Linked DNA regions of Homo sapiens: region 1 is linked to region 2. Evidence: read pairs that join two places in POLR2A ChIA-PET (ENCODE). Cell type or tissue: PC-3. All regions are shown on one strand.

The links. ChIA-PET counts read pairs that join two places held together with the same protein. Peaks named below come from ENCODE experiments on the same cell type or tissue, not always from the same donor. Only the 100,000 strongest peaks of a DNase experiment are listed, where the experiment ranks them.
Region 1: POLR2A ChIA-PET joins it to region 2 with 13 read pairs; 1 of 35 experiments calls an interaction of 5 or more read pairs at or near these places.

The regions. Positions count from the first base shown.
Region 1 is chr3:99,082,651-99,086,650 of GRCh38, reverse strand. No RefSeq gene overlaps it. Among named protein-coding and RNA genes, the nearest start is that of LINC00973, 170 kb to the right of the region's middle. In PC-3, no CTCF peak of the experiment used is centred here; DNase peaks (open chromatin) are centred at 1,540 and 2,300; H3K4me3 peaks cover 1,230 bases; H3K27ac peaks cover 2,185 bases.
Region 2 is chr3:100,436,218-100,440,217 of GRCh38, reverse strand. All of the region lies in intron 2 of LNP1 (leukemia NUP98 fusion partner 1), which reads right to left. Among named protein-coding and RNA genes, the nearest start is that of LNP1, 37 kb to the right of the region's middle. In PC-3, no CTCF peak of the experiment used is centred here; DNase peaks (open chromatin) are centred at 1,537, 2,097 and 3,007; H3K4me3 peaks cover 1,312 bases; H3K27ac peaks cover 3,861 bases.

The DNA.
Region 1 (4,000 bases), 1.4 Mb after region 2:
CTATATATAGACCACACAAACACTTAACAGAGTCAATAAAATTATCAGCCACTTCATTTTAATATCAATGACTTTTTTATTGTTGAACAATCTCCTTAGGCTACAAATATCTCAATAAATCCATTTTTGGTTGCTGCTGCCACTGTTATTGTTGTTTTAATTAATTTGACAGTAGTTTGGGGCAGGCATTGCTACTGTTCATAGACAATCAGTTCCCCTCTCCTTCAAGGTGCCTGGAAAGATTCCCTAGAAGGTAAGCGGTGAACAGAAGTGGTGCATGTCATTTTCCTGTAGAGGCATTCAATTGCTAGGACCCAATTTCCTCTTAACATTTCACCTGCCCCAGCAATTATAGGCTCCATAGTCAAAAAACTAGAAAAAGTACCCCCTTCTTCAAGACTGACATTACATATGAGCATACTGAACACATTCAGAATCTCTGCAGAGGAAAAATAAAACTGTTTAACACAGTATTCATCAATTAATTTGACCCCAAACTTTTTATTGTCTAACATTTCTTCTTCCTTAGAATTATCTTGGACAATAGCTGGCTATGCTTTAGACATTGGTAATTAACTTAGTAGAGATTAGTTAACAACCAACTGAGTAGAAAGATAGGTGCTTGGAGAGTAGGTTGAAGAGTTGAGCACTAGCCATTGACTGTTTCCATGTGGAAATGACATGAAACGTTTCCAGTGGTATGCCTAACTTCAAGGGAATTCTTCTAGGTACCTCAAAGCAGAAGGAAATTAGATATCAATACCTGTCACGAACTGCTCCCAAAGTTTATTTTTGAAGACCATGGGGATGGGGGAGATTTGTGATACTAGTAACCCAAATGATAATGATTCAAAATAGCAATTGACAAAATTAAATGCCACAGTTCAGTGAGAAGATGGAAACTACACTAGTAATTTGAACAGGGAAATTTTAATGTAATGAATTATTAGCTAATAAATGGTGATCACTGGAAGGGATAAAGAGGACTCTAAAGAATGCAGAATGAACAAATGCTAAACTGCTATATCTAGGACAGAGGGAGAGCATTAAAGGAGCAAACTAAAAACCCACAGAAGGACTCCAGACACCCAAGGCTGTAAGTCAGACCTTGTGGAAGAGTGTGTAGCTGTGGTCCGCTAGAGGAAGCAGAAGTTTGCTGGGGTGCCAGCAGACTGGACATGGTCTGCAGGAAGCTATCTGTTGGGGGACAGAAAAATTCACTGCAGAATGAGTGCCACAGGGCCTCCCAAACACTACTGTCAACCATGCAGTGAGAAGAAAAGATAAAGCACACTAGAAGTAGAAAAAGAAGCCCCTTCTTCTGCTATGTTTTAAAGTGTCTCTCCAGCCTCCTCTATTGATAAAGCTTAACGTGGAGCCAGCTGGCAAAGAAAAAACTGTATGGAGTCCAGCTATAAAAGCACAAAGCAGTGCAAAGAGGGATGAGTGTGGATCTGAGAGACAATAAATTGAAGACCAGCACATCCAGGAAATGCCAGAAGAAAAAAAAAAGGGAAAGAGAGAGAGAAGGAGGGCTGCGGATACAGAAACCACAAACCTACTATAGACTCACAATCCATTTCTCAACTCAGCACTCTGTGTAGAAATAGAAGCCTAATTTGAAGCACACAATAGACTTTATATTACATGCACCTATAAAAAATTTCCTGGGGAGATGAATCACAGCGTTCTTCATGTTTTCGAAGAAGTTTACAGCCCTATAAAGATTAAGAAGAACTGAAGTAGAGTACTGGGCAAATGTCTAGGTAAGTGAGCAAAAAGAATTTTTCCGTGTCAATTACTCAAGACTCTACAAGAGCAGGCTTATGAAAGTAACTTTTAACCAAATTTTAAACAGTAATTTCTCCAAGGAAAGGTTAGAGAAAACAGAGATGACTCTAACAAAATTTAGAAGGAATAAAATTAAAGAAGTTCAGATTCTGCAGACAAAATATCCAGGCTGAATGCCTTCCCCATTGCTTTGGACTTCCAGCTGTTTTTGGATACCTGTCCCAGGGTTTTGCATAATTTTTTCCGATGGAATGATTCCACAAGTGCACAATTAGAATATATTTACTATTTTCCTTGGACAATTGTTTTTTACATATAATAAAATTGAGCCATTTTTAAGAGCAGCATGTACCACAAGGAAAAAACTCAGACCACAGACTGTTTAAGTAGGACCCATTTTTTAAAAAATGAAATTTAAATTCCTCTCAAATGAGAAGAATACCTTTCTTTTCTGTGACAGGCTGTTACTTCAGCCAAATCTCTGGAGAGGTTTGGAAAGTTCAGAAGATCATTTCTGCCCTGAGGCTGAATGTATTTTATTGTGGATTACTAACGCACCACAGACAAGGAAAGAAAATAGATTATTTTACCCTTTGCGGAGCCAACTCATATGAAATTCTGCAGGAGAATTTTAGGAAAACATGCATTTCCATGCCCCAGAGAAGAGTATGTGCATTATATCTTTTACTTTTCAAATGCAAAGAAATTTTTAGGCTTAGTTATTTGTTAGATTCATACATTTACCGGATTCTTCTACTCAAGAGACTTTTCATATTGTCCTGTAAATTATGGTATTTTTATTCAATTGCATGGGACTCAGAGATTTTTACATTTTTTTATAGAAATGCCCCCACTTTCCTAAATGACATATTCCTGAAAAAGGTTTGAAAGTCAAACAGCTGAAATTCAATCAATAGACATATACAGTATAATATTTGCTGTATTTCCATAGTCCAAAAATTTTATGAACCGCAAAAGTATGATTCCTGTAGTCACTGCTTCCCTCTTGGACACAGACAAGTCTAGTGGATGGGTGTAAGACGGCTAGACAAAAGTCTCTCATGTTAGAGCTTTACATTTAGTAAGACCCTCATTCCTCAATAGCTCAAACTCTTGGTCTCCTTTGTTTGAAAATAAGCTATATACATTTATACAGAGACATATATGCATATGTATACATACACATACTCCTGTTTTAGGACAGGCCAATCCCAATGAAGTAGAAGAGTCTGGCACATTCATTGGCTTTTTAAATGATGCTGTCACTTCAAGAAAATGAAATCAACCTTATTAATGTGATGGGTAACACAGTGTTTAAATTTGCAGTCAAATGCTCTACCACTGAGCTCTACCCCGTGGAGTGTTTAAATTTGCTTAAATTTGCTCTGGAGCCAGATTATCTAACATATAGCCTAGCTCCATCTCCTACTATCTGTATAACCCTGGTCAAGTTACTTAACTTCTTCATGCCTAAATGTTCTTATCAGGAAAATAAGGATAATATAAAGCACTTACCTGATAAGGTTGTTGTGAAAGTTAGGTGAGCTATTAGGCATAAATGCACTTGTGCTTCTACCCAGCCTATGGTGTGCCCTGTCTACGTTAGACAGTGGTGGCAGTAGTAACAGTAGTAGTGACAGTAGTGGTAGCATTTTACTATCACATACTACCAACATGAATGTTAATGGCACTTGTTGGAGCAGCCCACCTCGGACTCCCAAAGTGCTGGGATTATAGGCATGAGCCACCACACCTGGCCTAAGCTTTTATTATCTAATTTTAAAATCATGCAAATAGATATAATTAGAAAGTTAAACAATTACAGGACAATTCCGTGTTAACTGTCTGTCTGAATTAAGAACTAGAACTGTCCTAATATAGCTGAAACCACCTCTGGGCACCTTCTGATTTCATCGCCTGGCCTGACCTCCCCACGCCTGCTAAAGCTAATCATTATCCTGACATTTATTTTATTTTTAATCGTTTTACCACATACATATATATATGTAAAACACATTTTGTAGGGTTTTTCGTGTTATTTTACTTTTTTAAATGGCAGCAAACGATATGAGGTCCTCTTGACTTCCCCCTAACATTATGTTTTTAGGATTCTTTCATTTTTACTGCATATAAATATAAGTTATCTATTTTTTCCACCGCTGAGTCTATACTACAATCTATCCATTCTATTGCAATGAATATTTGTTTC
Region 2 (4,000 bases):
CGTTAAATGAGGCCATTAGGGTGAGCCCTAATCCAATCTGACCGGTGTTTTACAAGAAGAGGAAATTTGAACAGGTAGAGAGACAACAGAGTTGCTCACTGTCAGAAGAAAGACCATGGAAAATCACAGTGAGAAGGCAGCCATCTGCAATCAAACAAGCAAGGCCTCAGAAGAAGCTTTAATCTTGGACTTCCTAGCCTCCAGAACTGTAAGAAAATAAATTTCTCCTGTTTAAGCCACCCAGTGTGTGGTATTTTGTTATGGCAGCACTGGCAAACATATGCATATCTTTCTAGATATGCATACCTAGAAACTTACTCTCAAATAATAATCAGAAATATGGTTAAAGATATGTAAAGCTGCTGAGACACCTAAGGTAAATCTCTATATATTAGTCCATTTACTAAATAGGTCAGTCATGGTAGTAGGTGCTGTGGATAGGATGGGGAGCAAAACAGGCTATTAGAGATGGCATCTGCATAGGAGATAGATGTTAAACAACTAGGGCATGTGCCTACGTCCTTGGCTAAATGCTATAAAGGGGAAGTTCAAGGTGCAATGAGAAGGTAGAACGGGGTAAAACTATATATATTGGGGTGGGTGTTAGGGGGGTAGAGGAGAAGTATCCAGAGAGAATTCTGTGAATGTGTGCTGACTGAACGACAAGCTGAAGGATGAGCAAGGGTTAGAGGACAAGGACTGCTTTCTGCCTGGAGATGAGCACCACATGGGCAGATCCACTGCCATGGAAGAAGCTTGCTGGCATAGTGGTGCTGGGGAGCACAGTGGACCAAGAGGAACCAAGAGAGCTGGAATGAGACATTGAGGGATTTCAAGTAGGGCAATATCCCAAGATTGGTAATGTTAAAACATATCAGACTCTTACCAAAGTTTTTCTCTGTGGTGTGCTATTGTTTTCTTCCTTTTCCTTTTTTTTTTTAGTATTTTTCGTAGTTATATCTGGGGAACATGTGTTATATTGTCAGGAAAAAAATAATAATAAATTAAAGTTTTGTGACTGGGAGTGAAATGGATGTTTGTACAAATGTCCTTTTCCATTAAGGAGCCTAAAAAGAATGGCAAGAGTTTGATCACAACGTAAAGTGTGTACTTAAAACTCCTTACAGCAGTTAGGTTTTGCAGTTTGTCTCTTCGCTTTGGCATATGACTTTGTGGAAAATGGGCCTAAAAGAGAACTGTAATTGGGACAGGGAGAAGCTCCTCCTCTTAAAAAATGTTTACTTGCTATGCGAGCTCTATTTTTGGAATTTTATATGCCCTTCTAAGGTAATTTTCCCCAATAAGACCTAAAACAATGTCCCAAATGGCTTAAAATAGCCTCACCTATCTATCCCCTGTTTTGTGAATCACGCTGTAGCACCTGGGTTGCTATCTTCTCACACTCTGAGCTCACCCTGGGCTCCTGGGCTACAGCATTGCAGCAGGCACTGACTGTGAGGGAAATGACTGCCCTGTACACTGACTCTCCTGATTAGAGTGCTCCAAACAGCATGACTCTTTCCCCTGTGGACCTAGAACAACAATCTCTGTCAAAGAAAATCCCATGCACTCTCTGTCCCCAAGTCATTGGTTCTCATTTAAAAAGCAATTGGTTTTTAGGACAGTGAAACTATTCTGTATGCCACTATAATGGTAGGTGCGTGCCATTATACATTTGTACAAACCCATAAAATGTACAACAGGAAGAGTGAATCCTAATGTGTAAACTATGGACTCTGGGTGATAATGATGTGTCAGCATGGGTTCATCAATTGAAACAAATATACCGCTCTAGTCAGGAAGGTTAATCATGGGAGAGGTATGCATATCTGGGAGTATGGGGGCTATGGAAAATCTCTGTACCTTCTGCTCAATATTGCTTTGAACATAAAACAGATCCAAAAAAAGAAAGTTGTTTTTCTTTAAGTGACAATAAACCTAAAAGGAAAGTTGGGGAGGGGGAAATTGGTTATGTAATATATTCACCTCAAGAGCTTAACTACTCGATGTTCTTTATTCTGGCTGTAATTGCAATCACCCTTCAATTGTATCCCTCCCACCCTGTAGTCAATGGTTAACAGCAAGATGAGACATAATGAGAAAGATCCAGGTGCTGGCATAGTAAGACCCATATTGAGTCCTAGTGCACAGTATGTACCTGGCACTCTGGGGCCAGGTCCTTGATAGCTAACTTCAGAATAAAGTCAACAAGGGAGTGATTCTTCCCCTTTTACATATGAGGAAAATGAATCTTAGTGAGGCTAAGTCTTGCCTAAGACTTATGTGACTAGTGACTTTATTAGAGAGATAAAGTGACATGCCTAAGCATGTGACATCTGGTTCCTGGATTAGCAGTATTAAATCCTTTATCTTTAACAACAGCAACAACTTTATTCTATTTCCATGTGAAACTGCCTGTAAATGTGACTTTTAGCCATGTACCAATTTAAACAGAATTCTATTATAAAGTTAGTAATAATAATCTATAGGTCTTTAGGAATTCATCTGAAAGAATTTTATATGAAGAGTATTTTATAACATAGTCTAATGCTATCATCAGAGCCAAGAGGACTACAAATGAGTGGACTAGCTATACTTGGAAACACTATCAGGGAAAACATTCAAATATTCAACTGGTAAAATGATAGTTCTTTGAGAAATAATAAAGATAAGCTTAGTAACCATGCACTGTACATCCTTTTGGGAAGCCAAACAATGTTTTAAACTAATCAGTAAAATAACTTTTTTTAATTGGGGAAATGAACAGACCCTGCTTGGTCACACTATTACACACTAAATCAATGCAAAACTGTCACCAACACCATATCGTAAGTTATATAGTGGCCAAACAGAGGAGAGCTATAAGAAGAAACTCCTGTGAGCTTATAACGCTTCACACCTCAGGAACTTGGAATCTTTTCCTAAAGCAAAATTCAAGGACTTGTCTTACTCATCCCGAAGCTGCAGTAGCCAAACTAAGCCCATATAAACCATATGCCACTGAGATCATAACCCCAAATGACATTAAATTAGGTCATGTATAATAATGTTTTCCCTACTAGCTCTCCACTGTCTGGTGATGATGCTTGTTATGAAAATGTATTAGTCAGCTTGGGCTGCTATAACAAAATACCATAGGCTGAGTAGCTTAAGCAACAGAAATTTGTTTCTCACAGTTCTGGAGGCTAGGAAGTCCCAGATCTAGGTTCTGGCTAATTCAGTTCCTGGTGAGGGCTCTCTTCCTGGCTTGCAGATGGCTGCCTTCTCACTGCAACCTCACATGACTGCTTTTTTAAATGCATATGTGGGGATAGAGAGAGAAAGAAAAAGCTCTCTGATGTCTCTTCTTCTAAGGATATTAATCCCATTAGGCCAGGACCCCACCCTCATGAACTCATCTAACCCTAATTATCTCCCAAAGGCTCCATTTCCAAATACCATCACATTGGAGATTAGGGCTTCAGCATATGAATGGGGGAAGGGGAAGCACAAACATTCAGTCCATAACAGAACATATGTTACCTGCCAATGTTCAATATAAAATTACCAATTATCTTCCCATTGTAATATAAAAGAGAAACATAAAAGACAATGAAGTAAAGAGAAAATGAAAAACTCTAGAATTTTGTGCAGTAATTAGCTGAAGGCATCTGGAAAAAAATTTCTAAGTGTCAACACCTCTGACAGAGGAGGAGGAGGAGATGCAGAGGGAGGAGATGAGGGAGGGGAAAAGGAAAAGAGAGAGGGAAAGCATCTTATTAGGTATGTAAACGAAAAATAAAATCCTAAGCCCCTCATCAACTGAACAGACCCCCTCTTCACCAAGGGGATTCCATAAAAACCTTAAAAACTTAGTTCTGAGCCATGACGGGATGGGAGGTCAGATGCACCTCGTTGTACTCCCTGTCTTTTATGGTTTAGACACAACAATTGACCAGCATTAATGTTAAAATAGAGATCCTAACACTGACAGAACAAAGCCTTTGTGGCAATAAGATAC